Regions from separate parts of the Homo sapiens genome. Here all the other regions are linked to region 3. Evidence: chromatin contacts called from ENCODE Hi-C or POLR2A ChIA-PET data. All regions are on one chromosome and are shown on one strand. The core of a region is the stretch at or near the end of the contact, and the rest is flanking DNA. Distances in the headings are between cores, read along the strand shown.

Region 1 (4,157 bases), core at 1,229-3,728, 6.4 Mb before region 3:
TGAGCCACTGCGCCCGGCCAGCATCTGATGCTTTTATTCTCCTTGCTGATGCCCTTCTCTTCCAGTTCAGACAGCTTTGATCTCCTCTCTCATAGGTGGTGGTAGTGGTGCAGTTAAGAAACAAGAAACAGCGCATCATCCAATTAGGCGGAAGCACAGGATGGATATGGGAAAGCAGTAACATCAGACAAGAAGATCAGATGGGAATAAAATTGTGGAGAGCTTTGGATGCAGTGGAGAGCCACAGAAAATTATGGGATAAGGGAGGGACATAGGATGAGAGCTGTAATTAAGGAAGAGTAATCTATTGGTAGTGTGGATCTTTGTGAAATATATTTGAACACGCTTTGTAGGGCAACAATATCCAAATAAAGAAATCATATGATTAAGAAAAACAAACAGTAAATTCATTTTCTGGACTTGAAGTTCCATATATGTGAACAAAGTACAATGTACGATTGTTTTACTCATGTGAAATTAGGAAGGCTAAAACGATGGAAGATCATTTTCTGTAAAACCATGGTGATTTGAAAAACTTTAAGCTAGTGGGTTTGATCAAATTACATGGAATTCTTTCAAAACCAGCCTATTCAATTTTACTTCTCAGTTTTCCTTCCCTACCACCATCATCTGGGGAATAAGAGGGACTTGTCTTTAGTAGGCTTGAATCCTGTATACCACCTATGTAATGAATTTTTAGCATATTAAGGGAGTTGATTTTTGAATACAAAATTCCATTCCTATTATGTGAATGTTTTCAAGGTGTAGCTTCAAAAATATACAATATGGTTTGAATTCTGGGGAAGGAGTGTTCAACTTTGGGGTGGCTTTAGGGGATAACAGATAAGTCAGAATTTTGAAGGAACTAAAACAAAGGGAACAGCGTGTACAAAGCAGGGTGGCCTTACAATTGCTGCAGCATGAAGCATGAGAGTCGCGGCGACTTCAGCTTGAGAGGCATATACGGACGAAATCGTGGAGAGATTTGTGAGTGGGTGAAGACCTGTGGGACAGACTTCCGTTTCTGGACCCACCCAGGTCAGAATCACTTGAGATGCTATCAAAATTGAATAACTGAATACGGAGGTGGCCCAAGCACCTGTTTTTCACTAAGCTTCTCAAGTTATTCTTATGCAAACTAAGGTTTAAGAGCTACTTCCATGCAAAAAAACAAACAAACAAAAAATCCCAAGCTTAAACAGGAACCAATGGGTGGGGGAGGCGGGAAGAGCTGTTGAATGTCTTGTGATTAAGTAAAAGAACCTCTCACTTGAGGCCTACGGAGGTTGTGTTTAAGGGCAAGGTCTTGAAGGAAGGCTACGTTGCCTAGCCCTCCCCCATTGCCATCCCATATAGTCCTCCAGGAAAACTGTGATTTTAGCAAAGCCTTTCATGACCCACTCCATCTTTCTCTAAAGTCCAGTACCGCTTCATTAGTATTGACAAAAAAAAAAAAAAAAGGTAAATACTTCTTAAAGTTACGTGTTACAAAATCTTGTTTCCTTCATTCCGTTTCTATTCTTCAAGTTCCTTAAAAGCTGCGCCATTTTTTGAGTGAAAAATGTGCGTAACTTCTGATATCAGCGTAGAGAGGTGAGGGAGGGAGGGAGGGAATAAAATAAGAGGGAGGGAGGAAATACAAAAGAATCCTGAAGTTATGAATTATTTGGGTAACAGTATTGAGGTTTATTTTTGCTTAATGATGCTATATTTATGCAATAAAAACATTTGTCAATCTGTATTAATTCCTGGGAAAACGAACCACTTTTAGTCACTTAAAAAGCAAATCACTGACTTTAAAAATTAATTTCACCTTTTTCATTGGGGAAACCCTTTAAAAATTTCCAACTTGCACGAGAACTTCCCCCCCTTATTCTTCATACTCATTCATTCTAGAGATGAGTAAAATTAGGTTGCAATATCCCTGCTGCCTCCAGAGTACCTCTTTCACACAGTATTTTAAAAAATTATTTCCTTGTTTGCTCTTCAGTACCTCCACTCCTTCCTCCTGTGACCCTCCGACCATATTTACTCCTCCTACAAGACCAGGTCTCCAGTAATGAAATCAGTTTTCCAAGCAGTTACTTAATTAACGGCATTGAGTAGACAAGTGAGGTCCCGCCCCCTAGGAGGAGCTAACACCGCGGACCGAATCAGGCGGATGGTCGTTAACAAATGAACCCTTAATCTTTTCAGAGGAGGAAACATACACAAAGGCCCAATCAGAAGCCGCGATTTCAGGCGTCCGGAGGGGGCGGGGCTGGGCAAGCACCTCCCACTTCCCAACCTCCCGCCGCGGCCGACGGAGCCTCGCGGGCTCCAACAGGTCCCGCCCCCTCGCCAGGCGCGGCCGCTATTGGGCGGCGCGCTCCACACCGAAGCCTCAGTTGCTGGGAGAGGGAGGGCGGGGGCGGGGGCGGGGCCTGAGGTGGGCCAGGGGGATGAAGAGAAAGGCGGGGAGGCAAGGGCGGGCTGGGCGTATTCCACGAGCGCCTCGGCGGTTGGCGAAGCGGACGGGGTGCAGCCTCCCCGGTGCGAGGAACGGTCTCCGCTGACAGATACCCTCCTTCCGGCCGCGCCACTCGGGAGGCGGATCCCGTGGGCCTGAGGAGGCTTCCCCCGCCCGGTTTGCTTTCCCTCCCTCGCTGGCGCTGCCGCGAGTCCACCGAGCGGCCTCTGAGGAGCAGCCGCAGGAGGAGGAGGAGGTCGTCGGGGGCGGCGGGCGGAGACCGCGCTCTCGCTTCCCCGGCGGCGGCAAGGGCAGGACAATGGAGGTGGCGGTGGAGAAGGCGGTGGCGGCGGCGGCAGCGGCCTCGGCTGCGGCCTCCGGGGGGCCCTCGGCGGCGCCGAGCGGGGAGAACGAGGCCGAGAGTCGGCAGGGCCCGGACTCGGAGCGCGGCGGCGAGGCGGCCCGGCTCAACCTGTTGGACACTTGCGCCGTGTGCCACCAGAACATCCAGAGCCGGGCGCCCAAGCTGCTGCCCTGCCTGCACTCTTTCTGCCAGCGCTGCCTGCCCGCGCCCCAGCGCTACCTCATGCTGCCCGCGCCCATGCTGGGCTCGGCCGAGACCCCGCCACCCGTCCCTGCCCCCGGCTCGCCGGTCAGCGGCTCGTCGCCGTTCGCCACCCAAGGTGAGAACCGGCCGCGGCCGCTGGGGAGCCCGGGGAGAGGGCCAGGAGGGGGCGGGCGCCCTTGTGCGGCGCGACCCGCTGTCATGTCGCCGCCGCCCGGGGTGCGCGGCGGGGGAGGGGCGAGCAGGAGGGTCTGTGCTGGCGACGGTGACATGGAGGGCCCGCGCTCTGCGGCGTGTCGCGCTCGGCCAGCAACTTCCCCGGGCGCTGTGGACTTGACCGCGCCGCCGCCGCCGCCGCTGCTCCGCATTCTCAACAGCCGGGCGGCCCCTGCCACTCGCACTTTTGCAGACCTCTGTCGGAGTCTCCTGCAGCCGGAATCTCGGGTTCTTTGCCGGCTGCAGCCAGTTAACTGCTACCCGCCCGCTGCCTCCACAAAGCTTTGTCCAGGTCCATATGATCCTGATCATCTCGTCTATACTCACGTTATTTGAGCTGCAGGGGAGAAGGGAGGGATGAAGATGAAGTGATGGTGACTTTCTTTGATGATTGATTGCAGATCGGATGTCATTTATTTCTTATCTTGCATGTTTGGGGCTCTTTACCTTAATGAGTTCCCAGTTCTCTTCCCTCTCCTCTGCTGGGGACAAAGGAACCAAGAGACGTTGTTTTGTTGTGTGTCTCTTTCAAAGGTTTTATTTTGAGACGGCGAAGAGAAATAATACAAAGTGATTTGGGTTTTCTGGTATTTTATAGATAAAGCTGGAAGTTACTGTTCTCTTTGTGGTGTTTATTACTGTAAAATTAGACTTTTGACAGGTGTTCCATTGCTAACTTTGACAGGTTTGAAACATTTAAAGTAAGTTTGAGTACAGTTTCGGGTAGAACACTTGGCGGTTTTTAAATTTTATTATTGCAAATATTTGAGCACCTCCTTTTTAAAAATACAGTGTAACTGGAAAAGCATTTTTAATACTTTTTAGAGGAAATAGTTGATTTAGTTTGAAATAAAATGCTAATTAAGTAATTATGCTAGGTCAAGGGGCGTATGAAATGGATACTTCAAATAGATTGTGGGCTGAGAC
Region 2 (3,997 bases), core at 1,467-3,966, 6.8 Mb before region 3:
GGCCTTTTGATTCCCATCCGCACACTGCCCGCTCCCTGCCACTCTGCTCTCCAGTGAAGGAACTTCTCGGCCCACTCACATTCCAGGCACAGTTTGGGGATCAGGGGATGAGCAGCCACACCCAGAAGTGCCAAAAAGTGCCACTGAGGTTTTTGGCTGAACAGAAGTAGAAGGAAATAAAGTAGCTCCCTTATCTGTGAGATGCAGGCGTCATTCTCAGCCATCTCACAGGTCCCGACCAGACCTTGGATTCTACAAATTTGGGAAAATGTTATTTTGGGATGTGGTGGACACTGCTGCTTGACCACTCAATATCCATCCTACCCGTCTTCCTTACTATCAGACACCAATTTTATTCAGGGTGGCAAGTATTAAGCTAACACACTCACACCTTCCTGGCCTCTTTTGCAGCTAGGGATGGCCAGTGAAACCTAACGGGAAATCTGCTGGAGGCCTCAGAGAAAGCCCTGGCTTGTCCTAATATAGGTACTACCCTTTCTGCTTTGCCCCGTCACTTTCTTCCACCAGTGAGGCTGATGTTACGCTGGAAGTGAAGCAGTCATCTTGTAGTCATGAGGACAAAGGTGACAAACAGCCTCACGGGAAGGGCCCCGTTGGCCCTGATCAAGCACTACACTAGCCCTGGAGGGCCTAGCTCAGGACTGCTTGGTTCATGAGATAAATAGGCCCTTACATGTTTAAATTACCAAATGCTCAAGCCAAGTGACAGATAAGCTTGTCATCTTCATACTTTTATTCTTCTTATTTTGTTGCTCCTGCAGCTTTTTGTTTGGTTTTTCTAAAAGCAAACTTGGGTCGAGTAATAGTTCCTCAAAAAAGCTATGGGGGAATAAAAAATCTACCTACCAGGATATTTTTCTTTCGGTTGGCAAATACCAAAGAACAAACTTCTCCATGAAAGGAGTCTGCGTTTCATGAAAGATCAAAGGTCTCAAAGTCTCCCAAATTGCAAACTCTTCTACAGTAACGTAGCCCAGTAGAGAAGAGCCATCAGGCAGCTCATTAAAGCTTGTCAGCCTCAATAGCTAACATTTTCTTCCTTTCTCATTGAACTCCATTATCAGCAATGAGTTTTGCGGGGAGCTGGGGGTTTTGTTTGTTTTCTTTTGCTTTTACTTAAAATAAAAATGTGTAACTTAACTTCCAAGAGACATTGAGATTTGGGCACAGTTTTCAGTCAGCTCCCTCTTCAAAGACCTACTGCAATTGCCAAAGCAATAATAAGACATTATGGAAAGGGGGAAGGGGGCCCATTCACACGCCAGAATCTCCATATAACCTCTGTTTGATAAAATGCTAGTTGGTCCAGATAAATGGAAGGCACAGGAGAGCAACTTAGAACCTGATTCCCAAGAAAGCAGGACTCAGAGAGGTTCTCTCGCTCAACAATATGTACATCAACTGCTTGGGAACAGCCAAGGCTAGACGCAGTTCAGGCCAGGGGTCGGAGGAAGAACGTGGCTTAAATGCCTTTGCTGCAGTGTATGGACAGCATTCCAAAGGTGCTCTGCCAGGAAGCCCCAGGCCTCGTGGATGGAGAGCGCTTCAGCTTGTCCCTGACACTGCAGGCAGTAGCCCTACCAGGACTGCTCAGTGCCATCCTGCTGTCCCCTACTCACCTTCCTGCTGTTAACAGACCCCTAAACAGGTCACAATCAGCCCCAGAAAGACTATTTTCATTAGGAAAAAATAATGTAAGTGACCTCAGTGTCCAGTGATAGATGGTGTTTCAGGAAATGACAGGGACATGGAACAAGCCGTCCCCTTCTTGTCTTCCCTCTTGTAACTTAAAGAGTGCTAACACCTGCTGCCAACCCACCCCCTCAAAACTGACAAAAACATTTCAGTTCCTCAGAAGCAGGTGCCTGAAAATTTGAAGTGTTAATTCAGTCATGCAAATCAATACCAGGCGTTGAACCTAAGAGGATTCAGGTAAGAACTGAAGAAATATTTCAGGTCTTTTTCCCTAAATGCCTTTCACAATTAGGCCACAATTCAGAGGTCTTATTCTATTTACTCATTTTATCCATGAGTTCAGAATGCAGCAAAAATTTTCTTCCTAGGCCTCTCAGAAACTATTGGAGAAAAAAAAATAGAAGAAAGGAACCGAATATCCCCCATCTAGCGGCCACAAACCAGACATAGTGACACTTTACTTATGTCATTTATCTTCCTCCACCATGGCCTTGTGAAACAGTCTCAGAAAGGTGCTCACAGTAGGGAGAGCCAGAACCAGATTGTAAGCCTAGACTCATTCATTTGTTCATCCATTCATTCACCAAACATTTTACTGGACACCTACCATGCGCACAGCACTGTTCTGTTAGCTGGAGATAAACAGCAGTGAATAAAAGAAAGTCTCTGCTTTCACGGTGTTTCCATTTTGTTAGACGAGAAAACAGACAAGCACACTTATCAGGGCTTCCCAACAGGTATGCCGGGGAGTGCCCCAGCTCCATGGGACTGGGAAGGAGGGCAAGTTGGCAGCAGAGGCTGGAGCGACTGCACCCCTGAGATGGATTCCACCCACTATGATTAGGCTCATCCATTACTTTGACACAAAGCACCATGCAGATATCATCATTTTCCATGACTGCCATGACAGCAGGGCTCGGGGATACTAAAGAAATCATTTGCCAGTGGTGATAAGGGCTATGAAGTTGTGCTGACCGCAAAATCCCTGCTCCTCCTACCAACTGCCTTTTCCAGTGGTTGAGCAATCTGCAGACAAGAGGACAGTCAGAATCCCACACCGAAACTGGGAGGGTGGGAATAAGAAGCTGAAACTTCCTCATGCTCCATCTACCCAGCCATCCCACCCTCATTTCAGTGTCCTCCTAGAAGTCTGTATTTCAGTCAAAAGGAAACACTGGATTTCGACGTGCCTCATGTTCCTCAGCTTGTAAACACAGCTGAGAAACCAAATGGTTTTTTGGCAGCTACGTTTCTGCCCCTCTCTTAGCACACAAGAAAACGTGTCTGTGAAGACTGCCTTAGAACATGATGCCTCGAGCCCAAGGGCGACCCCACTGCACCATGCAGGTAACATCACAGCTGTGCTGCAGCTGTTCGCCTGGAGCTGGTTTGGGCCTTGGCCTCCTCAGCCCACTGCCCCAGCTCTCCCAGCGGCTCCAACATGGGTCTTGGGCTGCAGGAGAGCCTGGAGAGAAAGCTTGCAAACCCAGAGTGGAACCAGAAAAACAATTCCTGGCAGTGCCTCAGAAATGAATACCATTCAGGGGTAGGAAGTAAAAAGTCAAAACTACAAAGATCGGAGTCAGGTTCTTTGGTTACAAAAAATATATACTGTTTCCTCACTAGATCCCATCTCTTTCCAAAGGATAACATCTACTGCCTAAGTCATCTGTAACTGGAAAGAGGGAGGGAAATGCCGCACCACAGTTTGACTTTTTAATGGTACTGAAATCTATAGGTCTGTGCCTAGTCGTTTGAATAAGTTTTCAGTAGCAAAAAAAAACAAAAAACAAAAAACAGGATACAGTCTTCGGTGTTCAAGGCTTTTGTGGCCAATCTGGCTTCTTGCTGGACTACAAAGGGAGGCTTATCTGTGACTAATCTCTAAAAATTAAGTTTAAATCAAAAGCTGCCACAGGTGACCCCAGCTTATGACTCCATATGCCAAAAGTCTGTAATAGCAGGATGCTGATGGTGGGACAGGTTTTGTGTGTTGGGGAGACAAGAGATACACGGGAGCTTTTTGTATTTCTGCTCAATTTTGCTGTGAACATAAAACTGCTCTAAAATGCTTTCTGTTTTTGGAGAGACAGGATCTGGCTCTGTTGCCCAGAGTGGCGCACAGTGGCACAATCATGGCTCACTGCAGCCTCAACCTCCTGGGCTCAGGCGATCCTCCCACCCCGGCCTCCTGCAAGTAGCTGGGACTATAGACATAAGCCACCACACCTTTCTCTACCTTTTTTAAAAGTTTGTAACACGGGTGGTTCAAACTCACAAG
Region 3 (3,751 bases), core at 1-2,500:
GCCAGCCCATTCACCAGATGAGGCAAAAACCCAAGATAAATATCTGAGCAAGTCACGTAGACTGGGGCCCCCGAGCCCCAATACCAAGCGCCCCTTTATAAGCTCTTACATTTTGTCCAAATTTGAAATGGTTTCGTTAAGGCAGAAGCTTGGACTACTTCCCCATTGCTAGCTTTGGAAAGTAGTCACTTTCCTTTCCGGGCCCTTCGTCCTTGTTGATTGGCTCTGCAAGCAGCGAGCAGCCCAGCCTGAACTCGGTTACACAGTAATTTCAAATCTTAGAAGAATAAAATATCCTGAGTGTTATATAGATTTAAAACACTTGATATAATCATTTGCCAATCTTTTATTAGATAAGCTCGGGGCACTTTCAATGGATTAAAAATGCATCACGGTCAGGCAACGATGACCGTCCTTAATGCCTGCAATGTCTAATGTTCCGCTATGTTCCAGATTTGTTCGCGCTGTTGGTGGAGGCGCAACAGCCGGGAAGCGCTTACTGGGCTCCACACGGACTACACACACTGTATCTTGTCATTTCGTCCTCACAGCAAGGACTGATACGTAAGCTCATTTTTCAGATGAGGAAAATGAGACCGGCGAGAGGCTGATATGCTTAGCGGTACAGAGCTAGGAAATCAGGGACAGAACCCAGGCTGGAAGTCACGCTGGCTCTAGAGCCCCGTCCTTTCGACCTGTTCCCGTCGCTGGGGAGGGGCACGTCAGTGACACTAAACCGTGGAAAGAAATACAGTACCAGTGGAAAGCAGGGGCTCCAACGGGGTAAAGGCATGCTCCATAACGGATTATTGGCCTCTGCATTAAAAAAAAAAAAGTGAAGTTAGACTCTCAGTTTTAATTAAACATCGCGCAGAACCAACAGCACGGGAGCCGCCTGAACCTGGCACTCGGCAGCGGCGCGCTCCGGGACCCAGGAGCCAGCTGAGCTGCGGCGCAGCACCCGGCGCTGGGGACCCGCCACGGCTCGCCTACAGCACCGCCGCGGGCGGGGGCCCCCGGAGACCGGCCGCGCGGGCCGCTATGAGGTCCGAGGGGTTGCCCCTGCCGCCTCTCTCCGCGAACCCATCACCATCCGGGAACCTGGGGAGCGAGAGGCGGCCGCCCCCTTCCGCGGCCCGCGCGCCCGGCAGCAGTCGCACTTACACAATGGCTGGTAGGAGCCACAGACTGGAGATCGCAGGCTGCGGGAGCTACGGCGATCGACCGCTCGGCGCTCGGCTGAGGAGCCTTGGCGCGCGGTCCTCGCTCGCAGGTTTTAGCCCCCGGGACGCGAGGTGGCCCCGCCCGCTTCCGGGAGCCGGAGGCAAGTGGGAGCCGCGCCCTGTGCTCTGCGTCCGGCACTACCCACCTCAAGTCTCCAAGGCTTCGTTTTCTGGGCTGGTTCTGCTAGCTGTAGTACTGCTGCCGGGCCCTCTGCACTCAGCTTTAACAAGGAGGCCATTTGCTTCAAACTAAGTGGCGAATTCCCTATCACCCATGCTTGACCTAGCTTCCAAGCCAAACTTACTTTCCACTGTGCTGCTTCTAGTCCTGCTACCGGTGTCCTCCCTGAGCCGTCGGGTTAAAAGCTTTCCTTCCTGGCCGGGTGCGGTGACTCACGCCTGTAATCCCAGCAGTTTGGGAGGCCGAGGCGGACGGATCATGAGGTCAGAAGTTCGAGACCAGCCTGGCCAGCATGGTGAAACCTCGTCTCTACTAAAAATACAAAAAATTAGCCGGGCATGGTGGCGCGCGCCTGTAGGCCCAGCTACTCGGGAGGCCGAGGCAGGAGAATCGCTTGAACCCGGGAGGCCGGAGGTTGCAGTGAGCCAAGATCACACCAGTGCACTCCAGTCTGGGCGACAAAGCGAGACTCCATCTCAAAGAAAAAAAAAAAGCTTTCTTTAGGGAACACTCCGTTAAGAGCTTTCCTTACTTTGCTTTGTGGAAACAGAATGTTTTTGTTGGAAGAAACTTTAAGCCACCTATCTGCAGCTGCAGAGCGTCACTGTTGCAATACAGGCTTTTCCAATAGTGAGCGAACCTAATCTCCCTCTACCCTCTTAAGGTTTCCACCTGGGCCTAAGAGGTTAAATTGACTTAAGACAGTTTAACAGGGGAAAAGCTTACAGCTATGTGCATGGGAGTCCACAAGAAAAGACCCAAAGAAGGAGGAAGCCTAAATGCTTATATACGGGTTTAGCTACAACAAATTTCAAAAGTCCATGTTTAAATATGACCTTAATGAACCTAAAAGACAATTGGGGTACAAGGAAACTATCTGCACATGTAATAGACAAGTGGTTGCCATGTGTTTATCCTATGAAGAGCTGTTACCAGTTGATGTGTCCAGGTTCTTGGCGTCTTGAACAAAGAATTGGACAAAACGCACAAAGCAAGGAAAGAATGAAGCAAAAACAGAGATTTATTGAAGATGAAAGTACACCCCATAGGTTGGGAGCGCCCGAGGATAGGGGCTCAAGAGTGCCGTTAGAGAATGTTCTGGGGTTTAAATGCCAGCTAGAGGTTTCCATTGGTTACTTGGCTTATGCCCTATGTAAATGAAGAGGATGAAGTAAATTTTAAAGTCATTTACTGGATATAAGCCCTGTGTAAATGGAGAGGATGTTTCCTGTCATTGCTGAAGTACTGCAATTTGATTTAGTTCCAGGAAGTCAGCATGAATCGGCCTTAACATTCCCTGCCTCCAGACCCTATTCTGCCTCAGAACTACATGTCCATTAGTAAAAGGCAAACCAGAAAAATTATGACCAAGGATATAAACAGGCAAGGCAAATTATAGAAGGTAGTCAAATGGCAAAAACACATCACCAATATTCAGAACGAAATCTTGAACAATGAATTCAATGGCAGATTGTAACCAATTTTTTAAGCAGTAATAAAAATTTACACTTACTGATCAATTATTATGTTCCAGTCAGTGTTGAGGTCTTTTATATTTTATTTAATTACCCTAAAATGTAGGCTCCAGGAAAACAAGGACCAAAATTTAGTTGTTGGCCCTTGAATCCTCACTCTAGCACAGTTTACTTGTTAATGATTTGTCTCCCCCTACTAGAGAGCTAGCTCTCTAAGGGCAGGAGCCTTGTCTATTTCCTTCCCTGCTATTTCTCCAGCCACACAGTGTGTCTCACCAAGATAAGTTCAGTAAATGTGAAATAAATTAACAAATAATGGGAAAAAAATGGAGAATTATGGTACTTCATACCAGGAATTACAGGCATACCTCCTTTTATTGTGTTTAGCTTTATTGTGCTTTACAGATACCGCTTTTACAAATTGAAAGTTTGTGGCAAGCCTGCATCAAGCAGGTCTATCTGCAACATTTTTCCGAAAGCGTGTACCTGCTTCGTGTCTCTGCGTCATATTTTGGTAATTTTCACAATACTTCAAATATTTCCATTAATATATTCATTACAATCTGTGATTAGTGATTCTTAATGTTACTCTTGTCATTGTTTTGGGGTGCCACCAGCCATGCCCTTATAAGACGGCAAACTTAATAGATCAATGTTGTGTGTTTCTTACTGCCCCGGGACCAGTACATTCTCCTGTTTCTCTCTCCCCGTGGGCCTCCCTATTCCCTAAGACACGACAGTATTGAAATTAGGCCATTTTATATTCCTACAATGGCCTCTAAGTGTTTAAGTGAAAGGAAGAACTGCATGTGTCTCACTTTAAATCAAAAGCTAGAAATGATCAAGATTAGTGAGAAAGTTTTGTCAAAAGA

The links. Hi-C counts contacts between places; a loop is a spot of excess contacts on that map. ChIA-PET counts read pairs that join two places held with the same protein, here RNA polymerase II (POLR2A). Pooled maps may share reads with other maps.
Region 1: a loop to region 3 is called in a map of naive thymus-derived CD4-positive, alpha-beta T cell, with 8 times the contacts of the local background. The contact joins the promoter of TRIM24 here to the promoter of TPK1 in region 3. A Hi-C loop is called at or near these places in 1 of 168 maps with a recorded cell type or tissue (naive thymus-derived CD4-positive, alpha-beta T cell), 2 of 37 single-sample maps with no recorded cell type and 9 of 50 pooled maps.
Region 2: a loop to region 3 is called in a pooled map, with 5 times the contacts of the local background. The contact joins the enhancer-like site here to the promoter of TPK1 in region 3. A Hi-C loop is called at or near these places in 3 of 37 single-sample maps with no recorded cell type and 2 of 50 pooled maps. POLR2A ChIA-PET finds 5 or more read pairs at or near these places in 1 of 52 experiments (PC-3).

The regions. Positions count from the first base shown.
Region 1 is chr7:138,457,781-138,461,937 of GRCh38, forward strand. It overlaps TRIM24 (tripartite motif containing 24), which reads left to right and starts at 2,479. Exons shown (of 19, transcript NM_015905.3): 1 at 2,479-3,132. The coding sequence starts at 2,769. RefSeq lists enhancers at 934-1,444, 1,848-2,630 and silencers at 2,141-2,530, 2,591-2,840, 2,871-3,350.
Region 2 is chr7:137,983,900-137,987,896 of GRCh38, forward strand. All of the region lies in intron 1 of CREB3L2 (cAMP responsive element binding protein 3 like 2), which reads right to left. Among named protein-coding and RNA genes, the nearest start is that of CREB3L2, 16 kb to the right of the region's middle. RefSeq lists enhancers at 2,342-2,491, 2,822-2,891. Within about 2 kb of position 2,717, at least 14 of the 41 ENCODE cell types and tissues checked have a DNase peak (open chromatin) inside an H3K27ac peak, as active enhancers do.
Region 3 is chr7:144,834,803-144,838,553 of GRCh38, forward strand. It overlaps TPK1 (thiamin pyrophosphokinase 1), which reads right to left and starts at 1,251. Exons shown (of 9, transcript NM_022445.4): 1 at 1,165-1,251; 2 at 758-816. The coding sequence starts at 800. RefSeq lists a silencer at 992-1,091 and an enhancer at 1,392-1,461.